Regions from separate parts of the Mus musculus genome. Here regions 1, 3, 4 and 5 are each linked to region 2. The links are chromatin loops, found by intact Hi-C in ENCODE. Cell type or tissue: left cerebral cortex. All regions are shown on one strand.

Evidence for each region. Hi-C counts contacts between places; a loop is a spot of excess contacts. Peaks named below come from ENCODE experiments on the same cell type or tissue, not always from the same donor. Only the 100,000 strongest peaks of a DNase experiment are listed, where the experiment ranks them.
Region 1: it touches region 2 in a loop (4-fold over the local background); 5 of 42 quality-filtered maps call a loop at or near these places.
Region 3: a loop joins it to region 2, with 4 times the contacts of the local background. A loop is called at or near these places in 8 of 42 quality-filtered maps.
Region 4: a loop joins it to region 2, with 2.2 times the contacts of the local background. A loop is called at or near these places in 5 of 42 quality-filtered maps.
Region 5: a loop joins it to region 2, with 2.7 times the contacts of the local background. A loop is called at or near these places in 3 of 42 quality-filtered maps.

Annotation. Positions count from the first base shown.
Region 1 is chr15:80,632,466-80,637,465 of GRCm38, reverse strand. It overlaps Grap2 (GRB2-related adaptor protein 2), which reads right to left. Exons shown (of 8, transcript NM_001289442.1): 3 at 3,039-3,130. Among named protein-coding and RNA genes, the nearest start is that of Mir6957, 11 kb to the left of the region's middle. In left cerebral cortex, a CTCF peak has its summit at 2,711; DNase peaks (open chromatin) are centred at 405 and 2,892; H3K27ac peaks cover 1,710 bases.
Region 2 is chr15:80,286,766-80,291,765 of GRCm38, reverse strand. It overlaps Cacna1i (calcium channel, voltage-dependent, alpha 1I subunit), which reads right to left and starts at 4,528. Exons shown (of 37, transcript NM_001044308.2): 1 at 3,989-4,528. It overlaps Gm31319 (a long non-coding RNA gene), which reads left to right and starts at 2,035. Exons shown (of 2, transcript XR_384257.3): 1 at 2,035-2,256; 2 at 3,354-3,898. In left cerebral cortex, CTCF peaks have their summits at 2,162 (motif pointing left) and 4,554; DNase peaks (open chromatin) are centred at 2,876, 3,601, 3,911, 4,546 and 2 more places; H3K4me3 peaks cover 3,069 bases; H3K27ac peaks cover 3,161 bases.
Region 3 is chr15:80,615,979-80,620,978 of GRCm38, reverse strand. The region is part of intron 1 of Grap2 (GRB2-related adaptor protein 2); the gene reads right to left. Among named protein-coding and RNA genes, the nearest start is that of Mir6957, 28 kb to the left of the region's middle. In left cerebral cortex, a CTCF peak has its summit at 2,931 (motif pointing right); DNase peaks (open chromatin) are centred at 936, 2,955 and 4,816; H3K27ac peaks cover 761 bases.
Region 4 is chr15:80,483,712-80,488,711 of GRCm38, reverse strand. All of the region lies in intron 4 of Enthd1 (ENTH domain containing 1), which reads left to right. Among named protein-coding and RNA genes, the nearest start is that of Gm23220, 28 kb to the right of the region's middle. In left cerebral cortex, a CTCF peak has its summit at 2,875 (motif pointing right); DNase peaks (open chromatin) are centred at 1,256, 2,749, 3,560 and 3,859; H3K27ac peaks cover 919 bases.
Region 5 is chr15:80,498,953-80,503,952 of GRCm38, reverse strand. The region is part of intron 4 of Enthd1 (ENTH domain containing 1); the gene reads left to right. Among named protein-coding and RNA genes, the nearest start is that of Gm23220, 43 kb to the right of the region's middle. In left cerebral cortex, a CTCF peak has its summit at 2,831; DNase peaks (open chromatin) are centred at 2,664 and 3,332; H3K27ac peaks cover 545 bases.

The DNA.
Region 1 (5,000 bases), 350 kb before region 2:
ACTCTTTTGTGAGCTATTCCCTGCACTTCGAGGTCATTTACCTAAAAAAAAAAAAAAAGTGGATCTAGGTTTGATGAACCTTTACAGAGGAAACAGAGATGTAGAAGAGACACCATACGGTCAGGGCGGCAGTGGCTGGAATGTTCCAAAAAAGTCAAGCACACTGGGTTAGGTGACCGGTGGCTGCAGCTTCTGCCAGGAGAGCACAAACTCCTCTCTGCTCTAGAATGAGAGTTTCCATCACAGCCGGTAGAGGTTGGACCCTGTCACATTGCTTCTAGATGGCTGCTCTAATTGCTGCTGTCGGAAGGCTAATTAACGCTCGAGTCCCTTTAGGACAAATGCACGGCAGGCCTCTGTGCTTCACAGGATCTGAGACCCTTGACTCCAGACTCAGATAACAGGAGGGACACTTCCTCCAGACCTGGGCCACAGCAGTAGGCTGGAGCCTGGGGTTTCTGGTGTCCCACACCTCTGCAGGGCTGAGCAGCTGATTGCCACACGGAGAAGGCACAGTAGTGACAGGAGTAGGCGGGTGGCGTGTGCTACCACAGCTATAGCTCAAAGGGAAGTTTGCAGCAGAGGCAACAGGCAGAGACCTTTAGAAAGGCAGAGGCATCTAGAAAAGCTACGTTCTCTAACTAGATTAGAGTATGGAATCTTTGTTTTTTTTTTTAAGACTTCCAAAATTTTCCGTACATTTTGTGTCAGACACAGGAGGCCAGGGTTTCAATCTTCCTTATTATTCTAAAGCTTATTTTTCACTTTATTTGATGTGATTTATTTATACTTTTGTTTGTATTAGTTAATTAATTACTTTGAAATAGGATATCTCTATACAACCCTGGATATCCTGGAACTCCCTCCCTATATAGACCAGGCTGGCTTCGAACTCACAGAGATCTGGCTGCCTCTGCTTCCCAAGCACCTGGAATCAATGGTGTGCACCACCACACCCAACCTATTACTTTTGTTTTGAGGGGACAGGGTCTCATGTAGCCCTGGCTGACTTTAAGCTTGTTATATGTTAGAGGCTGGCTTTGAACTTCTGACTCCACTTCCTATAACTGTACGTGCTGGGATAACCTTTTTCCCCAACCTTGGCCAGGTCTGATGGCTTTTATTGATCATCTTTGAACACCTGGGACCATTTTCTTGGTGCTAGGAAAATAGTGGTGAGCAGAGCGGACAAGTGACTTCACTCTCAGCAAACTGACATTCTAGGTGGCCCGGGAGATGCACAATAACAACAGAATAATCAAAAATGGCGTGCCAGGGGATTATGAGCCGGGGGAGAAAATGGAAACAGGGTGGACAGGATGCTGGGGATGGAAAGTCATTTAAAATGGCCACAGGAGATGGCTTTGAAAGCATGACAACCTGAACTGTCACAATCCCCAGCACCCACACAAAAGCCTGCCATAGGGACGGGTGCCTGTAACCAGGACTGGGGAGACTAACACAGGCAGAGCCCCAAGGTTCACTGGCTGGCAAGTAATAGACCAGACAGAGACCCTGTCACGAGAGGTGAATGATAGCCTATAGGTGACACATGAAGGTATCCTCTGGCCTCCACATTTGCTATACTCATGTAACACCAACCACTGGGGAAAATAAAATGGTAATAAGAAAGGTTTACTGGAGAAGGGTGTGGGGGATGGCAGGGTGAAGGAGGACCTAGCAAAGGAGCCTGAGGAGAAGCCAGGGCGCTGGAGGCCCCAAGGGGAGGAGGCGGAAGAAGAGGCTTTTGGAGGTCACAGAGTTTGTTCTAGTGGGAAGAATGTCCCATCCTGCCGAGATGGTGGCTGAGAAAGTAAGGGTGCAGTCTTTAGCTGGCCCGGACCTCGTTGATGGGAGTCTGGGGGTTCCTCGGAGGATAGGCGCATGCGCAGGGTTGATAATAGCGTAATAGGGAAAGCCAACACTTTTGAGGGAATGGAAAGAAAACTGGAAGGAGCTGGGAGCAACAGTGGTTTGTTTTGTTTTTCATTTGTGTCTTTGGCCGGGGAGGTGGTGACTACAGCGAGCCTGTCAGCTGAGTACAGAGAGTAGATGGGGAGCGGTGTGTGGGGGGTGGGGGTGGGTGGGGGGGTGGGCGTCGACTGCTGTAGGCACCCGCAGCTGAATCTGAATGTGGCTGCCAGAAGTGATGGGCCAGTGAGAGTGGGCATGAGGGTGGGGAGGGGACCAAGGCGCTTCTCTTCCTGTGAGTTCCCTCACCCGCCATACACATGGGAGGAAGGCGACAGAACTGAGAGGTAGGTGGGAGACTGACTGGCCTCAAGTGGCCCCTTAGCAGATGACAGAAGCGCTAAGGACCCATGGGGGGAAGGCGGTCAGTGGTCAACCTGTTGGCTAAGTGGTCTCTTCTGGGTCACAGAAGGTGACTGCCTGAGTCACCAATAGTACTATGATTTTCTTACAAAGCCTATGCTCTTTGGGCTCGACCCTGGCTCTGAGACAAGATTAGATTTCTATCTAACCCTTGTGGTCAATTCTTGAGACAAACACAGCCCAATCTGTGTTTCACTTCCTCTTTCTGGAGGGAATCTCCCCTGCCCACCCCCCCCCCCCCCAGACACGGGTGAGCAAGCTGATAGAGTTTGGGATTCCTGCTTAGGGTGGAAAGCCATATTAGGCAGTCAAGAACTTTGCAGGAATGGCTTTTGACAAGTGATGTCCAACAGCGCCCCCTTTGGGATTCTTAGAGATCCTGCAACTGCATTCGTTATAGGTGATTTTAACAAGCTTCCTCCTCCCTGCCCCTCTCTCTATGTGTACATATATACATATATATAATTAAATAGGCGATTCATGCACATGGTGTAAACTTCAAAAGGGAATGTGATGCCATGCAAATAAACCTTCCTCCCACTCTGGCCTTCCGCTGCGGGGTTCTGGAGGCTGGGGAGGGAGATCTCCAAAGGCAGCCATTTCTGACAGTTCCTTGGGTATGCATAGATAATTTTAGTGACAACTGAAAAAAGTAAGGGGAGCGTGTGTGGGTAGAGCCATCTTGGCAGGCTGGGAATACTTACTCAGGAAACTCGATATCTATAAAATTCTTAGGCACATATCCTTCTTGGCTTCCGAGCTCCGCCTTGAGCCACTCCTCCTGGTTGCTTAGTATCTAGATGGAAAAGAACAAAGGATTCTGAAGAGAGGACCCCAAGCAGCAGGAAGGGGCTGCAGAGTCTAAGGGATTGGATGGGACATCAGCTCCAGGGCTTAGTGGGGAAGGAGGGAACACCACCGCTTACTTCTCTAGAATCTGGCTCCTCTTTACACCATTATTTCTCTCCACTTATGCTGCCACTCATGTCACCCACCAGAGCTCAGACCTGGCGCTCAGAGACTGCCCTGCATCTCTTCTTACAAGTTTAGTTCTTCACATGTCTGTATGTGTGTGTGTGCTTGCCCCTGTGTGTGTGCACAAGTGCTCAGAGCGCATCTAAGGAGGCCGGAGGGCAACTTCTGGTAGTCCTCTCTTTCTGCTTTGTGGCTCCCAGGGATCAAAGTTACCCACTGAGCTGTCTTATCAGCCACCAATGCATTAATTCATTTGTTAATTTTTTTTTTTTTGAGAGAAGTCCATGTGTAGCCCAAGCTGGCCTGGAACTATGAAGGATGGCTTTGAACTCTTGATCTTCCTGCTTCTACCTTCCAAGTATTAGGGTTATAGAAGTATAAAAATCATGTCTGACCAAAAATTTATTTTTTAAACAAGAAGATTAAAACTTAAATGTCTAAGGGAGACCAGCTTTCTAAACTGTCAACGCTTCATATTTCATATTCCCATTTTGAATTTTGAAAATGGTGGGAATGGGATTCCGGATATTTGGGATGACAGTTCGGGTATGGTGTCTCATGGCTGTCATCTCAACACTCAGGAAGGTGAGGCAGGAGGATTTCTGTCAGTTGGAGGCAAGCCCGAGCTACATAGCAGTGAGCTCCAGGGCAATAGAGTGAGAACTTGAGAGGGAGGGGGGCTCTCTACAGAGACACTTGCCAGGTCCTTTATAAACTTAGCACCAGATCATAGACAAAACGAAGAATTCTTCTGTCTTCTTACTATAGGGCCCTCCTTGACGGATACCCACATGTGGTTGCCTGCCTTGGCTACTCACTTACTCAGGAGACATGGCTGTACGTATCTTCATTGATTTCAGAAAAAAAAAACGAGACGACCTTGAAAATATTTGCCATCTCCACTCAGAAAGCTTCTAAAGTATGTGGGCTTAGACTAGAACAGTGACTCTACCCAAGGGTGGCAGCATTAGAGACTGGGAAACCTTTGATGGTACCACCAAACCTCTGGAGTCACTTTCCAACAGCCCCCTCCCCCTCTCCTCCCCTTCCCTTCCCTCCCACCCCCACTTTTCGGTTCCTCTCCCCCTCTGGTTTCTGGGCTTGGAGGAAATATTAACTCTTTGCTTCTCTTTCTTGTAGCTGAAAATGTTTTCATGGGTGGAGATGCTAGGGCAGAAGGAAGAGCAGAGAGCAGATGGGAAAGATAGCCTGGAGACCTCCCTAGGCAACGAATGCTAATTGGGCCAATTGTGATGACCCAAGAACAGGGTCTGAGGTACATTCTTGGAGTTTGGTGTCTTCACTCTAGCTAGAGGAGGTTAGAAGCAAGGGGCCTTGCAGCCCATGGTTGAAAATTCTGGATTTTTCTCTTCAGATTGATAAAAAGATTTTTAAGTCAGGAAATGACAGTAAGAATGAGAGTTGAGGAGGAGCCTTGAGGAGGAGCTGGGGGTGGGGTAAAACCAGAGGAAGGACAGAGGGCGATGGGCGTAGCCCACTGTGTAAGGGACCATGGGGTCTGCGCTAAGGAGAGGCGAAGACCTATTTCAGAGGATTCGAGGAAGGAAAAGAGGAGCAGGGTTTTGTAACCATTTAGGGTTGCTGAGGGAGAAGGGGATTCTGGGAAAACTTTGGGTTTCTAGCTTGGGAGACTGAGTGGGTGGTGATGTCTCGCTGAAATAGAGAGGAGC
Region 2 (5,000 bases):
TGGACACTTACAGCATGCCAGGCACCCGATCACAATCCAGAGAATCACGCGTATTTGTTCTCTCCTGCAGGGAGGGAAGCGGAGGCATAGGAAGAGGAAGGGTTTCTCTCAAGGTCAGAGACCACTTAGCAGAAGATCTGGGAAGCCCAACTGCGGATTGTGAGTTAGCAAGTTGGCCAGGTCCCCCTGTCCCTGTCCCTGACCCCAGATATCATCCTGTTTGCTTGCAGTGGCCCTTGGCCCTGTGCTGGTTTGAGCAAGCAAGGTTGCTCCTGAATCTCCACGGGGCATTTGAACATCTCCCAGCTGGTGCCTTTGCTGATCGCTTCACCCACTTTGCAGTAATTAGGGCTTAGGGTCTCATTTGAAATAACAACTCGGGGGCAGGTGGTCACTGATGGGAGTGAGGTGGGTCCCACTGGACCAGGAATCCTAGAGTCCAGGCCGAGCCCAGCCCCCTTCCCCACAGCCCTTTTCATCTCCACCTGTGAAAAACTCGGAGGAGGATGCTGCCCGTCTCCCTCTCAAAGCAGATAACAAATGGAGAGAGATTTGGAAAGTACTTTAATGAAAGGAAAACAGCTTCCCCCTCCAAGGCCCCATGCTAGGTACTGCAGAGATACTTCTAAGTCTCGCAAAAAAATCCTTTAAGGTGGAAGCATTATCCCAATTACAACAAGCTGAGCTCCGCATGCTGAGTGGCCTGCCCCTCCCAGCCCCCAATCAAGGGCCTGCTTATGACTTTCCTGGCTGGGATAAAAGCTTGGAGGGAGAGAGGCTAAGGCCTTAACCCAGCCCTTGCTGCTCAGTAGGTCAGGGTGCACAGCAGGGAGGTGGGACAAGAACCCGATGTCCATCTCAGGATGCATCATTAGCCAAGGCCAGCAGAAGGGGACAGCTAGCTCAGGGAGGACCCTGGGCATAAAGGTCTCTTCTGATCCCAATCCTGAAGAGACACTGGCTCCAAGCCCCCGCCCCTGTACTCTCAGGTACACACTTCTCCTCCCTCTCTTCTGTTCAAGAACCCCAAGTTGCCAGCACATGCTTAGGGGTGCCCAATGACCACGTGTCCAACACCCCCGTGAGCCATCCAGAGCCCAATTCTCACACCCAGAGCACAGGAGAATATGGAGATGTGCAGCTCTGTCTCCACAATGACCTCAGCAAGGAAACCAGACCCTGCCTAAGGCATTGAAGCCCCCCTAGAAGGCCCATTTGGCCTGCTCCCTTCTCTCACCTCTGGGTTCTAGCGACCAGAATGAGGCCTGGCACTCAGTAGGTGCTTTACTAAATCAGAAATCCAGGTTTATTTTTCTTCTCTTCTCTGGCTGGCAGCTTAGGATGAGGAAGGCTTGCCCCGCATCTCTCAGATTTCAGGACCCACAGGCCTGCAGACCAGGGATTCCCAGATGCTCACACAGGAGCCTGCGCCCACACAGCTGTGGAGTCCCAGCCCAGACCTAACACCAGGGTGAACAGAGGGCACTACACAAGGCACACTCCGGGAACATGTGGGTAGAAAATATTCTCCAGAAAGGAGAGAGGGAGGGAAGAGATGAAGTGGGGGAAAGAGGGGGGGGGGGGGAGAAGGGATGGAGGAGCCAAAACCAAGGGTGGGAAATGGGCCCTGATCTCCCCTCCTCTAGACCTACACACACACACACACACACACATACACACACCCCAACCCAGCATCTACTCTTTGCAGGCCGTTTTGAAGCATCCTAAATGCAGTGCTGGGGAGTCGGAGAACAAGACAATGATGAGAGGCAGTGAAACCGCACCAGCCTTTATCATCACCTCGGCAAGAGAGCTCTAATCTGCTGGGGGTGGCCTCTGTGGGGGAAGGGCACGGCCCAGAGTCTGTCCTGGGAGCTGCACTTGGGGTATGGGGATGAACGGTAGGGACAGAGCAGGAGATGTGGCCAGACTGTGTGTTCTGAGCACGTCTCTTGAGTTCAGAAGCACTTGGAGGTTTTAGGGTACCGCTTGCAGTAGCCGCTTCCCAGGATGGGTGAATGACAAGCAAGTCCTCTATGGTGGAGAGTCGACTAGGGTGGAGGAGTGAGCGGGAGGTTCCTACAGCAAAACCCCACCCACTTGCCCAAGGTCAAGGGGAGTCAACCTGCGGGGATAAAGACTTGCCGGCGCCCCCTGGCGGACTTAGAAGATACCCTCACTGGTCCAGTCTTGCAGAAGCTATTGATTCAAGAGCCAAGTGGGGAAGGCAGACAAGGAGGTTAGACAGGAACTCAGGTAAGAAGGGTAGAGAACTTCAGTCGAGGGAAAGAGGGGCCTCCAGACAGGCTTTTAGCCCCTCCCCCAAACTGTTCTAGCTGCCTGAGGAGCCTCCTGCTCGCAGGCACTGCTCTGAGCAGCCGTAGTGATTCCCTCAGGCCTTCTACGGTTATGGAAGGTTCTCCAGTTGGGTGCCAGGCCAGCGCAGGGTCCCCTTCTTGTCTCTTCATCCACCCCTAATCTGCTGCCCCAAGCTTAGTTCTAGCTCATATCTTCCTATCCCATCCTGACATCTCACCCACTGATACCCCGTGCCTGGAAACCACTACTGCCCAGGCCCAGGACTTGGAGCCCAAACAGAAAGTTTGTCCCGAGGGGTGGACAAGAGTTTTGAAGGAGTCCTTGAAGCTGAGTCCGGATGTTGATTCACGAAGTGATTCCAGTTTAGTGAGTGAGAACCAGAAGACAGGCCTGAACCCCCTCAGCAAACCTTTTCCCCAGCCTGGCCCTGGGACCCATACCCTTCCTTGTGTGTGGCATTTGAGTCTGCAGGCAGTGGTAGAATCTGCAGAGACAAATCTCCCACACAATGAGCAATGAGGAAAGGACTGCTCAGGCCAGCCTGAGCCCTCCATTCTAGGACGGCAGTCACATGCGAAGCAGACCCTGTCACACTACGCAGACACAGAGAGGCAGGCTCTCTCTCTCTCTCTCTCTCTCTCTCTCTCTCTCTCTCTCTGCCTCTCTCCTTTTTTCTGTCATACACACACACACACACACACACACACACACGCATGCACTCACACCTACACACATGCATACAACTCAAAACCCAGACTCCACAGGCCAGAATACATTCAGGGGTCTCTCCTTGGACCCCGATCTCCTCTCAAAAACCTAAGATCCTGCTGAGAAAGGACAGAGCACAGGGGCTGGCCGCTGTCTCCGCTGGGCCTATTTCTGAGCCCCCTCCCCCAGGCTTCCTGACCTCCCAGAAAAGAGATCTACCCACCCCCTGCTGAGCCCTCTTGCCCCTTCACTCCACACACACCATCCAACAGACAATTAAATCCCAATCATCACAAACACTCATTATATAACCTTCTCCCTGGCAGCTGAGGACTCCTCTTGGCCCCTTGGACTGCCCGCTCCAACCCGACCTGGCTTCATGCAGCGCGACCTAGGTGGGCGCCTAGGGTGACTGGCGAAGGAAGGGCCCTCCACCACCCGGCCTGGAGGAAAGTTAAACCCTGCCCGGGGTTCTCTCACTCAATCCCGCCCGCCGTCCTCCGTCTCTAGCTAACGCTCCTAGCTCAGCCCTGCCGGACACTGGCACCAGCTCTGATCCAGCTGGTCGCAGAGCCGCAGCAGAGGGACAGCAGGACGGACGGACAGACCGCCCGGGCCCCCGCCAGCAGCCTGACTTGTTGAATAAATTTCTGCAGCGCTGGTTGAGCCGGCTTTGGGTTTCAGTATTGGCACCAAGAGAACTTTCGTGGCCTTGGAGAGGGGCCCCGGTCAAAGTTCCCTGTCCTTCCAACGCAGGGCCCCCACCCCACCCCCCAAGCAAGGGATGTGACGCCCACCTGATGGGTACGCGCGGGCGGGTGAGGGGGATCAGTCCCCAGAAATAATAAATAAATAAATAAACAAACAAAAACGCCTCTATAAAGAAAGAGCCCGACGCGCCAAGAAACCAAGCTGGGGGCTGAGCCTCTCCTTCCCCCTCCACCGTCACTGCCTCCCCTACCTTGGCATGGACGTGGCTGGGCAGCGGGGTCGTCCCGGGCAGAGATGCGGGGGTGACGCGTGTCCCCGAAGCCGGCGTGGAGAGGGACCCCGCGCCCCGCCGGCCCCACGCCTCAGATTCCGGGATCAGCTGCGCCCCCGGGGCGAGGGGGGCGGCGCACGCAGGGTGGCGGGCCCGGGGGCGCGGGCCATGGCGGGCGGGTCGCCGCGGCTCGGGGCGGGTGGCGCGGACGAGCGGCGGACCGCGCGGAGTTGGAGCGCGCGGCGGGCGGCGGGCGCGCGGCGCTCCGGGCCGGGGGCGGGGGCGCGGGGCCGCGGCAGGGCAGGTGCGGGGCGGCAGGCGCGGCGGAGCGCGGGGTCGGGTCACCCGGGTCCCCGGCTTCGGCGCCCCTGGCGCCCCCGGCCCGGACTCGAGGCGCAAAGGGGCTGCGCGCGACGGGGGCTGCGGAGGAGCCGGAGCGCCAGGCGGTGCGGGGACGTGCGGCGGCGGCGAGACCGAGCCGCGCCGCGTGCGAGGAAAAGCCGTCCTTATACTGACACCAAATGTCTTCGGGGAAAGCTGCAGGCTCGGGGCGCTGGAGGGGGAGGTGTGCGGGCGACAGACTGAGTGACGGTGGCGCGACTGAGTCCCCTCCGGAGAGGCGGGAGCCCCCGGGAGTGCAGCCACCTCCTAACAATTTAGGGTCGCACCGCTGGGGAGGGTCCTGACCCTTTTGGCCCTGGGCTTTGTCCATCATGCGTAAAAACGGGAGAGCCTTTGAATGAGCAGCCCAGGTGCCTAACGCTTATTGGTCTTGTTACACTTCGGATTCTCACTGGGCTTCCTGTTGGGGTGCTTGCTCCACTGCCCAATGAGGGGGTCACCAGCATAATGCTCGAACCGGTCTCCAAAGGTCGTTCAGAAACCCAAGTTCCCACCAAGCTTCCCATTCTGGTCCCACTTCTTCCTGCCCTTCAAGATGGACGCAAAAGACCACCAGCAGTGGCCGTTGCATGCCTGTAATCCCAGAAGA
Region 3 (5,000 bases), 330 kb before region 2:
GGGAAATTGAACTATCAATATAGTTTATTCAGTAAATATTGATTGGTTTTTATTTATTTATTTTTCTGTAATAGTCTGCACCTGTCACTGCTACATTTTACACCTGGGAAACAAATTTCTATATTTCTATAGAGACGGCTAGGTTTCAGGGTTGGGTAGTAGTGGTGAAAGGAATGAGGGAAGAACGAAGGCAAGGAGGTGGGGAGAGCATAGCCTGGATTCAAACGTGTGTCTTCATGCTGTTCTCTGTAACTTCAGTGCTCCTGAATTCTGGAAGAGATGAAGAGACCCCTTTCCAGAGATCTCCATCCTCACAGATGGACTCAGTGCAGGGTCCCTGCCAGGGGCTGGCTTTAGAAATGGCTGAAATGCCACCTGCCACACAGCATGAGAAGCTCCAGCCTCCAGGGACAGCCAGCCGCCTCCAGTGGCCTGCCCTCCTCCCCAAGCCGTACCCCACAGATGATGCCATTTGTGGGGTTCTAATGCCAGCCTGCTTCCCGCTGGCCTTTCGTGGCTCTCTCACGCATCATCCATTAGCAGCCCTGAGACGCAGATCAGCCTCCCGGCAGGGTGACACACACCACACAGGAGTGCCTGGGCTGATCATCTCTGCCCTTGAGTTTCCTTGTAAGCTGCTTTTACTAAGGGAAAAAAAATATCACCCTGAAAAATATTCAAGTGATGTACAAGGGATGTTTATCTACATTTAAAACCTCATCGGCACAAGATGCATGTGAAAGCCACCGGGCAGTTCCTTAACATGACTCCATTTAGAAGCCACATTAAATAGATTTGTTGGAAGAACTAGTTTTCATCAAAATGGTACCAGGCAAGAAACTTCTTGAACAATTTCAGCTCCTCCTAAGTTGGCTATGAATAGCCAAGGCTTCCATTTTATGTCTCTCTTAAAAGGAGCAATTGCATAACGGCACATAGCTAAGTGAGACTCAGGCTCAGGACCCAGTGAAAGAGGAAGCCGGGTCCTAAATTGAATCAGTCATGACCACTTCCTATTTTGCTGGGGATAGCGCTCATTTGAATGCGTGCCCCAGTTTGGGTTGTAATTTAGACAGCAGAATGTCTTGCAGTGAGAAAGAGACAAAGAGAAAGAGAAAGGGACAGAGACAGAAAGAGACAGAGATGACTTTTATGAATATTGCTGACCACATATTTATCAGAACATTAACCACAAATGGAATTTTTATTAGTTTATCTATGTAGGATATTAAGAGCTTACCAATTTTGAACTTTGGGGTTTGGGTGCAAAGAAGAGCTAGAACAATTCAGTAAATATTGATTGGTTTTTATCGATTTGTTTTCTGTAGTAGTCTGTACTTGTCACCTATTATACCCCAAATGCTTCCTGATACAGACACTTGGAGGTTCCAGCCTTTATACTCTTATTGTCATTATTATGCAGAGAGAAAGTCACCTGAAGCATTGCTATGTTGATCAGACTGGCCAGGAACACCTAGACTGAAGCAATGCTCCTGCCTCAGCACTCTAAAGGCTGGGATTACACAAAAAAGACTCCGTGCAAGCAGGTGAAGCCCCTCTTGGAGCCAGCGGAAAGCCAGCTCAATTACTGTTTAGAAGTAGGACACCTTAGTGCTGCCTGGGGAGGAGGGAGGTGATTACAGCTAGGCCCCACTGTACACAATAGGAAGGTTCTTGGAAAGTTGTTCTGAATAGAGTATTTGTAAATGGAATCGTATTAGCATGTATTATAGAGACTCTCTCTACAAAGGAGCCCTGCGGGTGAAACCCTTTCGAAATGGAAAGGAAACTTTGTTATGCAAATAACTATCTTTTAATTGATCCATTTTAAAGTCGGAGCTTGTACGCATTCAATCTTAAAAAGAACACACCTGTGTGTCACCTCTAGCTTCCCCACCCTGGGGGCCAAGTAAACATTACCTGGCCATCTTGCTCAGCTCTGAAAGTGCTTTACAAAACTGCTGTTAGAGACAGAAGGTTCTACCTTGGCGTGTAGACCAGGGGTCAGGAGGCTTTTTCTGGAAAGGGCCTATAGTAAATACCTTTGGCTCTGAGTGGTATGGTCTCTGTTATGTAATGTTGTAGCCTCTAGGTCAGCCACAGATGACAGATGAATGGGTACCGTTGTGTTCCAGTCAAAGTTTATTCATGAACACTGGCATTCATTTCTTCTTGTGCTTGAGATAAGGTCTTGCGTATCCCAGGCTGGTCTCAAGCTGGCTAGGTAGACAAGGATGGCTTAAACTCCTGCTTCTCCTGCTCTGCTGAGCTTCTAGGCATGTGCTACCACAATAGGCTTAGCAGTAGACTTCTTTAATTTATTCTTTTTTTTTATTATTTTCTGTTTGTTTGTTTGTTTTTATGAGACAGGGTTTCTGTGTAGCCCTGGCTGTCCTGGAACTCACTCTGTAGACCAGACTGGCCTCGAACTCAGAAATCCCGCCTGCCTCTGCCTCCCAAGTGCTGGGATTAAAGGCGTGCGCCACCACTGCCTGGCTAGCAGTAGACTTCTTAAAGGGAGAGACTATAAGCTAATGAAGTGAGGATTAGGAATCCATAGACATGAATTGGAATCTGCAAGAGGCTGCTTGCTTCCTGGGTATTGTGTTGTCTCATCCACAAACTGCAACAACCACAGGTCCTTCGTGTGTAGACCCTAAGCAACATATATGTAGTAGGCATGTGTGTTAGAGTCTATATAATCCCCAGGCAATGCTTAGTTAATATTTCATAAGTGTTTGTTACATTCATAAAAGCATAATTAATAACCTACCACCAGAGTTACATTTGAGTCCATCAGAGGAAGGGACCTGGGTATCTAAGTTTACAAGGAACAGTTAATTTCCTACTCTAAGGTGCCAGGACTAACCAGCAAACTCAGCTGGAGACACTGAAGCACACACCCGCTCGAAGGAGCCTGCCTTATTTAATCCAACAGAGGGCAATGGTGCACCCTAAACTGCAGCTTGTACTTTGTAATTTTTTTTTCTTTCTTTCCCTCTGAGGCCTTATAATCTTTATCTAGGCAGGTTTGGTGACTGTCCCCATTGTCCCTTGTGAGTTGTGAGGCTTATAAACTGTCTCAGAGCCTAGCATCTATGAAATGCAGCCTTGCTTGGATGGAAGAGAATTAGACACCATCTTCTCCCACACATTTCTGGGTTTAAATTCCTTCTGAATGCCATGGAAAGATAGTTCCTTTCATTTCAGGGCTCTGTCTTTTTTTTTCCCCCTCTTCTTCTCCTGCCCTTCAGAAACAACATCTTACTTTGTAGCCCTAGCTGGCTTCATATTTGCAAAATCCTCCTGCTGCAGCCTCCAGACTGCTGGGATTCCTGGTGCAGGCTAGTGTGCCTGACTTTTGTTGAGCTTCTGACTATATATTAATGATCTTGTATTAAAATCTGTATTGTGTCATTTCCTTCCTTCCTTTCTTTTCTGTTCTCTTTCTTCCATGTCTGTGTGGTTCATATATGTGTGTGCATTCATAGATATTTAGGCACATTTGTGTACATGCCTGTGGATGTTTAAAAAGCAAACTTGGGTGTCTTTCTCAGTCACTCTCTAGGGATTGAGGCAGAGTCTCCTGCTGAACCCAGAGCTTAGCAATTCTGGCCAGTCTTGGTCTTGTGGGCCCACAAGCCTGCCTCAGTGGAGCACCTCTCTCTTACTTCCTAGGAACACAGGCAGCAACGATGCCTGACTGGCTTTTAAGTGGGTTCAGGGATTCAAACTCTGGTCCTCTCTGCAAGCACCTTCTCCACTAAGCCATCTCTCAAGTTCCTAGTGTGTGCATTTCCTTGCCCTGACTGCTGTAGCCATGGCTGGGATCATTCTGCCTTAGTGGGCATTTAGCTTAGCAGGGGAGGACAAAAAGGCATAGGTAAATGGCGCCTGAAAAATCTGTAATCACTGGATGGACAATGACCCTTCAGCTCCCTGTCAGCTTCTGTTTAAATGTTCTACCAGAGGCGCAAACCAATTTATGTGGGACGCAGGAGGCTTGGCTTCTCTACACGTTGGGCTCTTGAAGAACTGAAATGTTAACCTGCCTGCCAAATGTCTAAGAAGTCAGACACATCCCCTTACTGTGTCGTCCTGAATTGTCGCTAACGGATCCTCTGAGCCTTTAAAGCAGTGACCTGCGAATTCCTTCCTAGCAAGAATCCACCTCTGTTTCTTCAAAGATTTGAATCTAAGGCCAGAGAGTGTAGAACCGGGCAGCTCTAACCAGTTCATGCACGGATGGACCCTTGCTATTCTGCTTTTGCCCCAGATCACTGCTGCAGGTGGCCCTGCATCCAGGGGTGGCTCTCAGGACTCTCTTCATTGATCTGTAGCCAGGGATTCCTCTAGATATTGGTCCACTTAAATGAGAGACTCCATCACTTCCTTTTTTGGTTTAGGATCTTTTAGGAGAATAAACAGCCTTCTCAGTGGAGACAAGTGATCTCCCTCCAGAAAATAGATGCACAGCTCTGATTCCGCTGCCACGGAAGAAAGCAAGACTAGCGAAGCACATCCCACCCAAATCACTTCTATCCAGGACGCGGAGATCTCCATCCCCTCCAAAGTGACCATGGGCGTACAGGGCATTTCTTATTTTTCTCCTGCCCTCTTTATTTTCTCACTCCTATGCCCCAGGGGAGCACAAATCCCCCGTCAGGACTGGGCTTGGAGACCCAGAGGAAGTGGCTTTTGATTAGAAGCCTCCGGGGCCCCACCCCCTACTCCCATCCATTTCTGTCCTGTGCGCAGGTGTGTTCCCCAAATAACAGTTCATCTTCTTGCTGCTTCTCTTCTGCGGGAAGCCACCAACAGAGCTGTCTCTAATGACAGGAGACAAAGGGGCAGCTGGTTTGGCAGCAAGGTGGCTGAGCGGGCAGGCAGGGAGGATCATACTTTCTCCTCCTCATCTGGAGAAGCCTGAGGCTCTGTCCGTCATCACCGTGACGTGCCTGCGGGGTGGGTGGGGGTGGGGCAGGTCATTCCAGGCTTTA
Region 4 (5,000 bases), 200 kb before region 2:
TTAGTCAGGGTTTCTATTCCTGCACAAACATCATGACCAAGAAACAAGTTGGGGAGGAAAGGGTTTATTTGGCTTACACTTCCATACTGCTGTTCATCACCAAGGAAGTCAGGACTGGAACTCAAGCAGGTCAGGAAGCAGGAGCTGATGCAGAGGCCATGGAGGGATGTTCTTTACTGGCTTGTTTCCCCTGGCTTGCTCAGCCTGCTCTCTTATAGAACCAAGACTACCAGCCCAGAGATGGTCCCACCCACAAGGGGCCTTTCCCCCTTGATCACTAATTGAGGAAATGCCTTATAGTTGGATCTCATGGAGGCATTTCCTCAACTGAAGCTCCTTTCTCTGTGATAAATCCAGCTGTGTTAAGTTGACACAAAACTAGCCAGTACAGTTTTCAAACCCAAGCTTCAGAGTCAGTTGTGACTCATATCCTCTCATGTCACCTTTCCCTCCAAAATGGAGGTACATCTAGACTCAGCTCATCACTGGCATCTGATCCTGTCACCTCCACGATCTCTGTGTGTCACCGTAGCAGCCTTGTGACCTGGCCCGTCCCTTATATCCTTTCTTCTCCTACTCCCTTTCCTACATGGTCACCCTGCTACAGCCATCTAAGATCACGAGCATCCCTGGAACGTGTCAGCATCTGTAGGGACTTTTCTCTCTCTAGAACGTTCTAGACTCCTCTAGTGCTCATGATCAACCTCAGTGGAGGCCCCTCTGATCATCCTACATGAAGTAGTAACATGGTCCCCACCAGCCTGCTCGTTCTCTGCCTCTCCCCCTGAAGGGTTTTATCCCCCTCCCCTGCAATAGGATTTATCACTGTCTGACTAGCTAAATATAAATCCTTGTTTAATTATTCATTTCCCCTCCCCCACCGTGTAATCTGAGCTCCAAGGGGGTACAGGCTTCATCTTTTTGTGCACTGTCATATTTTTAGTACCTAGAATAGTGTGTGACACACCGCCTAATAAATATCATTTGAATGGATGAGTGTATAAAATGAAAGGAGCAGAAGGGGTGGGTGGGGCTCGTCAATCTCAAATGCCACCGAAATATCCTGAGACAGGACTGAAAATTTTCCACTGGATTCAGCAATGGACAGGCCAGTGCTGGCCACAGGGGCAGGTCCATGAGAGAAGAGTGGGGCCATGCTACAGCATTATAAGGAGCCAAATAGCAAAGAAAGAACTGAATTTAATGCAAAGAAGTATTGTTGCCAGTTGTGTGGGTAAGTGTAACAAGAGAAAGGAAAGCAGAGATGGCAGATGGGGCCTAGGAGAAGAATTTAAAGTGGAAGTGACTAGCTGAAAAGAGAGAACTCTCATGTGATCCAGTAGTCACACCTGAGAACCTTTTCAAAGAAACTGAAATTACTGTATGTGGACGAGATGTCCTCCCGCATCCCCTGCAGCCCAGATGTGGACGTAATCAGAGTGTCCATAAGCAGAGGGGTGCACACAGAAAGGGTGTCGTGTGCACGATGGAACGCTCATGGCTTCACAGGAAGAGGAGATCTTGTCTGCAGCAGCCACGTGGGTGAACCTGAAGAGCATTGTGTTGTGTTGCTTCAAATAGGCCAGGTACCGCAGAATAAACCACACATGATTCCACACACACATGGAGTCTTCCAAAGCAGAAGGAATTTAGAAGCAGAGGGTAGAGTGGCAGTTCCTGGAGCGTGGAGATGTCGGTCAAAAGTAATGTCACTAGGAGGAGGTACAGCGTAGCGTCCCGATAAATAACAATATAACGCTTGAGAATTTCTAAGGGAAGAGAGCTTAAACATCTACAAAAGGATTAGTGAGTGAGGTGGTAGGTATTTAATTAGCTTCATTTAACTTCACATTGTATCTCTAGACCAAAAATCACATCATATCGCATAGACATTCACAGTTTCTGTGTGTGGAGCTTAATAAATATGGATGTGTTGGTATGGGAACAGAGGAGCACATCTTTGGGCCAAGGGCAGCTAATACAGAGCTGAAGCCAGGAAGAAGCACTGACCAGAGCAAGCCTTGGTAACAGCCATAGAACAAGGAGAGAGCTGAGAAGATGACTCCTGACCCTCCAGGCTGAGGGTGAAGGGAGGGCTGGGCACAGGCCCAGTGCACTTCAGCTGGCTAGCATGAGGGGATGTCAGGGCATCTCAGTTTAAAGTCTGTCTTTCCCTGGTGCTCATGGAAGAAGATCAACTGCTAAAAAGTAAGCGGGAAAGGTCATGTTGACAAAGGCACCTGAAGACAGCAGTGAGGGTTTGGAATTGTGTGTGAGAACGAGGGCTAAAAGACCATGCAAAGGACGTTCTCTCCTGATGCTCCATTGAACAGCAGGACCATGAGGTTTCAGTGGTGTGCATCTTCCAGCCGGAACTCCAGGTGTTAGGTAATCTACAAAGGTTAAAAGTCAGGAGATGCAAAGAGTTGGAGGGAGATGTCTCAGGCCTGGATCCAGCAAGGGAACCACAGTAGAAGGCAGGGCCTCGTCAGCTTTAACTGTCAGCTTGCCACAGCCTGGAGTAAGAAGGAAATCTCAGTGGAGGAGCTTGCCTAGGTCGTACTAGCCTGTGAGCATGTCTGTGGGGACTTGTTTTGATTGCCTTAATTGATGTAGGTGGGCCCAGCCCACTGTGGGCAGATAGTCACGCATTTCATAAGAAAGCCAGCACATTGTGGTTCTCAGTGAGTGAGCCAGTAAGCAGCATTCCTCCATAGTTCATGCCTCAGGTTTTGGCTTTGAGTTCCTGCCTGGACCTCCCTCAGTGATGGACTGGGACATAGAAGTGTGAGTCAAAATAAATCCTTTCTTCCCCTATGAAGCTAGAGCGGACTCTCAAGGTCACCTTAAAGGACTCTCAGATTCACTCCACTAGAGGGAGAAGTTGGGGAGGAGCTGTCACAGAGCCATAATAGCCAGAGCAGCCACCACCAGCAGAGGGACAATGACAGTGACCAGGAGAGAGATAGACACTACCATCACTTGTGTGCTTTCTCTGTTCTGACACCCACAGGACAGAACACTAGGGACAAGAAGAGGTCACACAGATCTCAGGATGAGTGGGGAAGGAAGGTGCAGAGGAGAGGGCACAGGAACAGGTGGGACCTCATGTGCCTGGAGGCCAGCCTGCAGTGCAGGCCATAAGGCTGAAGGAGCCAGGCTCCAGTCAGAGGGACGCTGGGCCCACTCTCCGCCAGCCATGGCGCTTAGCCCTGCCACTGGACTCCCCACCCCCACCCCCGAGCCCCCGTTGATCTCTGCCTCTGTCTTCAGCTCCTATTTCCTGTCATCTACTGACTCATTGAAATTCCTTCCAGTTATAAGAGTTTTAGGTATTCTACTTGGATTCTTTAATGAATAATCTGCTTACTTTCAGTTTTGTAATCTCTTACTCGTCACTCATCTTTCTGAAAGATGTTTCTCTCTTAGCTGGTATATCTGGTGTTTTATTTCCACACTTAACAATTGCAGTGACTGAAGTCCTTTCTGGGCTGTGCCTCCTCGGTACACATTCTATCTGCCAAGTGTTATTTCGTGAATGAAAATATGTAGAATGTGCTGCAATGAGAGAGAATAAGCCAAACATAGATAAGTCATGGAACTGTGCTGCAAACCAGTCAAGAAAAATGTGAGCAGAGGCCTGCAGGAAATGTTCGGTCGTGCAGCAGTCTGTCTAGGGGAGGGGGTCGGTTTGCATTGTCTCTGTAAGTCAGTGAGGTGGTCCCAGAGGGGTGTGCTCTCGGGAGAATGCTGATGGCTTTAATGGCGGTCTCGGCGTATTTTGAATAAGATGCAGTCATGCGTCTTAAGAACCAGCATTTCTTCTTCATTCACAGTAGAAATGGTATTTAAAGGCTGGTTGCTATGCTATAAACCTACCCAAGATGTTCGCTTGCTGTTGAAGTAAAAAAGTTAATTCTTGGGCTGCATGCCTAAGTGGGAAAACATAGGAGAGTTCCCACTCTGTGTCTCATCCCGGTCTTCCTGAGTGCACCCTTCTCTGTGTCCCAGAAGCCGCTGCTGAGGACCTGTGGGCACAGGCCACGCACCATACCCGAGGTCTGCAAGAGCAGGGCTTGTTCATGCTCTGCTCACTTCCGGGGAGAGCCATGACACTGCCACAGCTGGCTCCTAATGACTGCTCTCTGGACCTGTGAGTGTTTCCCCTGGGCCAACCTCCATTTAAAGTATTTTGTAGTCTAAAATAATTTAATTCTGGCTAGAATTAAACCTCTGACCCAATTTAGTTTAATTTTCCCTCTCCTGGAGTCATCATTTGTCACCGTCAGTCTTCCGGTCACTGCCTCGTACCTGCTTATCTCCCAGGGCCGAGGTGTGCTCGAAGCACAGGGTGACCTTTACGTGGCAGATACCAGCTTTCATCTCGCTGGATCCTTAGAGACACGGACTGTGAGATGGGCTGGCACTGATCACCAGCCTCGCAAAGGCCTGCATCCTCCTTTCTAGGCCTGCAGTCTAGGGAAGGGATGTGAGTTTTTATCACTGGTGAACCTTAGCTGTGACCTGAAACTTGGTAATGAGCACTCTGTGCCTATTTTATCATCCATGATTACAATCCATTTTCATGCCATGGAGGCTGTTAGCTGCCCCACGTGAAGCTTTTCAGAAGCCTTTTTCTGTATGTTCCAGTCTCTATCTCCTTGTTAGGGTTGAGCCACTGCGCCAGGCTTCCTGAAGCAGCAGTCCATGCATCTGTGAGTCGCGGGGCTACAGTGCCCACCATGTTTCTTTTTCCATACTTGGTTGTAGTTGTAGCACCACTGGATGGGTCGTGCAACTCTTCCACACTTAGCACAGACCCTAAGGAGCCACTAGCTGTTCCTATTTATAATTATTTAGGATTTTGTGCATGCACCACTAAAAACAAAACAAAACAAAAAAAAAACCACTAAGTTTTTTGTGTGTCATGCATATGATTTAACTTTTACATTCAATATGCATTTTAGGTGAATAGCCTGCCTATTTTAAACCAATATATT
Region 5 (5,000 bases), 210 kb before region 2:
TTGTTTGTTGTTCATTTGAATTGATTTTGTAGAGTTACATATATATGCACATATAATTTGTGTTGCAAATCACTTCTAGGCTGTGACTTGTCTTTCAGCTTTCTCAGTGATGTGTTCAGAGAAGTTTAAGGATTCTTTCCTTCATAGTTTTGTGAGTTTGTGTTTCACAGGGTGAAAAGCAGCCATCAAATTAGAGATGTGGCTCAGTTAGTAGAGTGCTGGCTATGCAAGTGTAAGGACTTGAACCTGGGTTCAGATCCCCAGGGCCTATAAAAAGCCTGGCACAAAATAGACTATCTAATATAGTCCCCAAGGAGGCATGAGAAGCCCGCTTTGGAGTTGTTGGTCAGGGTTGTCCAAGAGAACCTAAAACACAAAACATTACAGTCTTTTCTGTTGTCCTTGGTTGCCCCCAAGAGGTAGAAGGTAAGTCCCTGTTCCTGAAGACACCATGCACTTCAGACACATGGGGCCCAGAGGACTTGAGCTGGATCTGACCTGCAAGCCTCCTCCTGAAGGTCTAGTTTTCATGGCCAGAAGGTGGCATGCAGCTCGCAAGGAGGGAGACAACCAACAGTGCTACCCAGCCATGTTACCTACGGACCGCATCAACAACCGGCATGGCACAGTGATACTAAGGGTGCAGCAGTGACCTGCATCCTGTGACAGGAACCAACAGTTTTCTCATTGGGTGTAAGGCCCTCTCATCAAGAAGGAAACTGTGCCTGGCTCTGGAAACCTAGCCAACTACTCAAGGGTACTGAGGTCATGGATCTTGGAGGAGAGCCTACAACTGTCATTTTAATAAAAGAGCATAGTCCTTATCTAAATTAGAAATATTTGCCTTCATATTTACAGATTAGTCCTCACCCTTCATCAAAGAAATGTCTCTTTGTCACATAGGGAAACCATTGCTGAACCACAGCCAATTGAAATGCAGAGTTGTAAAGCCCAGTCCTACTGATATATCTGCAACTCAACTCCTGCACCTTAGGCTCAGGAGTCATAACAGAAGAAGGATCAGCAAGACCGTACAAGCCAGAGAAGCAGGATGTTTGCTGAGAGATGATGCCTTCTAGTAGATCAGAAGATATTCTACACCCATGAAGTCGCACTAGCATGGCTGCCTAAACAAGATCTGAATGTAGACAATACCAAGAGGCATGCTAATGTGGAAAGGAGAGCACTCAGGGAGCCTCAGCCCTAGACAGAGAACCACAGGCAAGCAAGGAGTGCAGGGGAGTGGTCTTCCTCAGGGACGAGTCCCTAATTAGTTATTCAACGCCACGTGGTCAACCCTGGAAACATGCATACGAGTAACATTATACAGACTGATCGGGTTGTATGTATGTATTTAGAAGTAAGTGTGTGTGTGTGTGTGTGTGTGTGTGTGTGTGTGTGTGTACAATTAAAGAAAAGAGGCCATGCATTTGGAAGGGAACAAGGCAGGGGAAGTGGTACATGGCAGTGACTGGAGGGAGAAAGGGGAAGGCAGAAATATAATTATATTAAAATCATAAAATTAAATTATTTGATAGAAAAAAATGGTATGATGCATGTATTCTTATAATCATAGCTTTAGGGAAAGGAGACAGAGACAGGGACCCCTAAAGCTCATTGGCCGGCCAGTCCAGCCTGATGATGGTGCTTGCTGCCAAGCCTGACAGGCTGGGGTTTGCTCCTGGAGTCCACACATGGAAGAAGAGAGTGGTCTTGCACAAGTTGTCCTCTGAGCTCCACACACATGCCAGGGTGCTCAAGGGCATGTGTTGTTCTAAGTATTAAAAATCATATAAAAATATAAAAGTAAAGGTGGTGAGAGATTGAGGAAAGACACCAGATGTCAACCCCAGTCGTCCACACACAAGGGAATGAGCCCAACATGCGCACACTACACATATACACAACACTAAACACACACTCTAAGACTGGTTCCCCAAGCTCATAGGATGTCTTCACCCTGCTATATTTTCATGGCTTGAGTTACATCATCCATCTTGGTGTCTGTGAGAGGTTGCAGACAACAGCTTGGCCGGCCACTTCCTCTCAGAGTGCTTATAGCTTAGTCCACTTCACCCATTCTCCGGATGGCGTGGCCGAGGTGGGGCACTCGCATGCTCATATGTACTCGCCTGTGCGTGTGCATGAGGAGTCTGAGTCCTATACTCGCTAGATTCCTCTAGCTTTGCTATTTTTTTTTTAAATGAAATAAGGTCTCTCATTTAACTTGGAGCTTGTCATTGTGGTTAGTCTGGCTGGCCAGCGAGCCCCTGTGGTGACAGACATATGTGGTGACAGCAGGCTTTTATGTGGGTATGGGATCCGAACTCATGTCCTCAAGCTTACATGCCAAGCATTTCCCCACTGAAGCATCTCCTCAGCACCTCAGGGATGGATTGGTCAAGATTGAAGAATCTTGAAGTGAGTCTGGAACCTGCCCTGGCAGTGAGTTTAACGGTTCTTCCCGATTACCTCAGTTTGTGCAGTGACCACGACTAAACTAACACACCTTAGGGCTGTTCCCGTGGATGACGATGGCACTCTTACTATTACATAAACGATGGCAAAGTGACACTATTCCTCCCCGCTAGAACAAGGCAGGCTTTTATTTCTGTCTCTGTGATTTGATGCAGATTTCAAAACACATTTTTCTGCGTTTCTGTCCAGCTCTCTAACTTACCCTGTCAACAGATGGCTCTGATTTCCATGTTCTGATTTTGGCAACTTCAGCCCATGGCAAAAATAAAATAAGAAAGCTATTCTGGCCAGGCCTTCCGTTCTGCTCATTGTCCTGCCTTCCGTCCCAGTTATAGCTTTTCCTTATCACCTGGTGGTGGACCCTCAGCCTTACACCTCTGTATGTGGCAATCACCCTTCACTGCTGCATTGTGTTTCCCTGTAGATGCACTCTGTCATTGGCACTGTGTGTCACGTTTGTTGGTTGTTTTGTTTTGTTTTTAATTGCACGCAGGGCTTGTACGAACTCATATAACTTGTCCAAGACTGCTAGATGTCATGGACAAGAAATTCCCAAGCCAGTTATTTGTAAGTTAGATATGGGCTCCTTGAAAACGCCTAACCATGCCAGATTGTTTTCTAAAGACCTAGTCTCTATAAGTTTCCCCCCAGCCCTGATCTTGTCACATTTGAAAAGCTGCTGAGGTAACGGGTGAGATGGTCTCCTGCTTGTTCTACACTGTTTTTTTTTTTTTTTTTTGAATGGAGCCGAGTGTGTTTGCAAGTGTGGAAACCTTCCACACGCTGACTCACCGGGGCTTCCCTGTGTGAAGCATCTGCATGTATCTCTTGGCCACTTTTCTGCTTGCTTGTTTGTGTGTTTCCTAATTGGTCTGTAGGAGTCTGTGTCCGGGTGGGCGGCTGAGCCCGCCATCTCCTGTGTGGTTGCAGCTCCCTGTGCTCTTTACGCTGCAGATGGAGGCCTTGCAGAACACTAGCTCAGAGTTTTAATGAGGCGGAGTGTTAGTCTGTATGATCCCGGCATTTGTGTCTTCTCTGATTTGGGACATTTCTTCCTTGTCCTGAGAGCATGCGCGTAACACTATATGGGCCCAAGTTTTAAAACTAGTTTGCTTTTCACAAATAAAACAATACACAGTTGATGGTGGTGTGTAATTGAATTAGGCATCCAGTTTTTCTCCATAGAAATCATTAATTGAAAAGTCTGTCCGTTCCCCCAGTGACCTGCAGGGCCACCCGTTTTCTAAAGCATGGTTCACATGCATACAGTGTGCTCCTGGGCTCTATTTGGAGCCATCAGGTATGTGAAGTCAGCTGTACAGCAAACAGTTTCCATTACACTATGTTTATAACCGCTCTTGGTGGGCTTTCCTTCAGCAGCAGGGACTGTCCACCCCTCCACTCTCCTGCACCAAAGTTTGGCAAGTTCCTTAAAAATCCCACTGGAGTTTTGATGGGCACAGAATTGAATCTTTAAGTCAATTTAGAAGAAATGACGTCTTTATAATAGCAATGCATCTCATTGCCTTAATCCTTACCTTCTGTATTTATACTTTTCACAGACAGGTGTCTTGTGATCTTGGCTAGATTTGGTCCCTTGTGCTTAATGTGCATGTACTTTCAGTGCAAGATGGTACACTTATGAAATTTCAACTTAAGGTCTAAAACTTCACTTCAGATTTGGAATTTCGGTCTTTTCTGGGATAGCAATCTGCCACGTATTTGGCCGTGGTACTGGCTGGAGGCTGAGAGCCGAGTCCTCAGTCAGCCCTGTGGTCTTATGGGGCTCTCTCTCCAAGGTGCTCTGCAGGGTTCTAAGAGGGCAGCTGAGCTCGGCATATTCCTGCACTGTCAGTTTGCTCTGTGGTCAGTTGACAACAGCTTGATCAGGTCTGCCTCATGGGGCTTGGCTCGAGTCTTGAGACATACCTTTGTTTTCATGGCTACTCCAAGAAGCTTCATTTGATACATTTCATTTTCTGTTTGTTGATGGTGCAGATGAGTGGAATTATTATTTTTTGTATATTGATTATACCCTTAAACTCTTAGCAGTTTCCCTGATTTATGGATAGATCCTTCTGAGCATCTCATGTTGGAAACCACATCATCTGTAAATAATGGCAGACTTAGTTCTTCACTGGCAAACTCTGAAACTCTTGTGTTTGGCTCTCCCATCCCTGCCCCCCCCCCCCACACACACACTCCACACACAGCTGGGTAACAGCACGGCCAAGGCTTCTGAGACCTGGTTCATACCTACAAGAGGTTGGTGTCAACCCCAATTCATCGGAGACATTCGCTGTGCACTGTACACTGTAGATCCCCATTGTCAATTTATCAGCAGTTTTTTTTATCAAGACTATATTTCAGATTTTCTCCACTTAGCATCTATTTTGATACCTACAGATTTCTCTCTTTTAGACTATCAATTTTCATAAATTATTGATTTCTAAATATTAAAGCAACCTTGAATTTCAGAGAGAACCCTCAATTGGCCTGGCAAATTCCCTTTTCTGCTTATT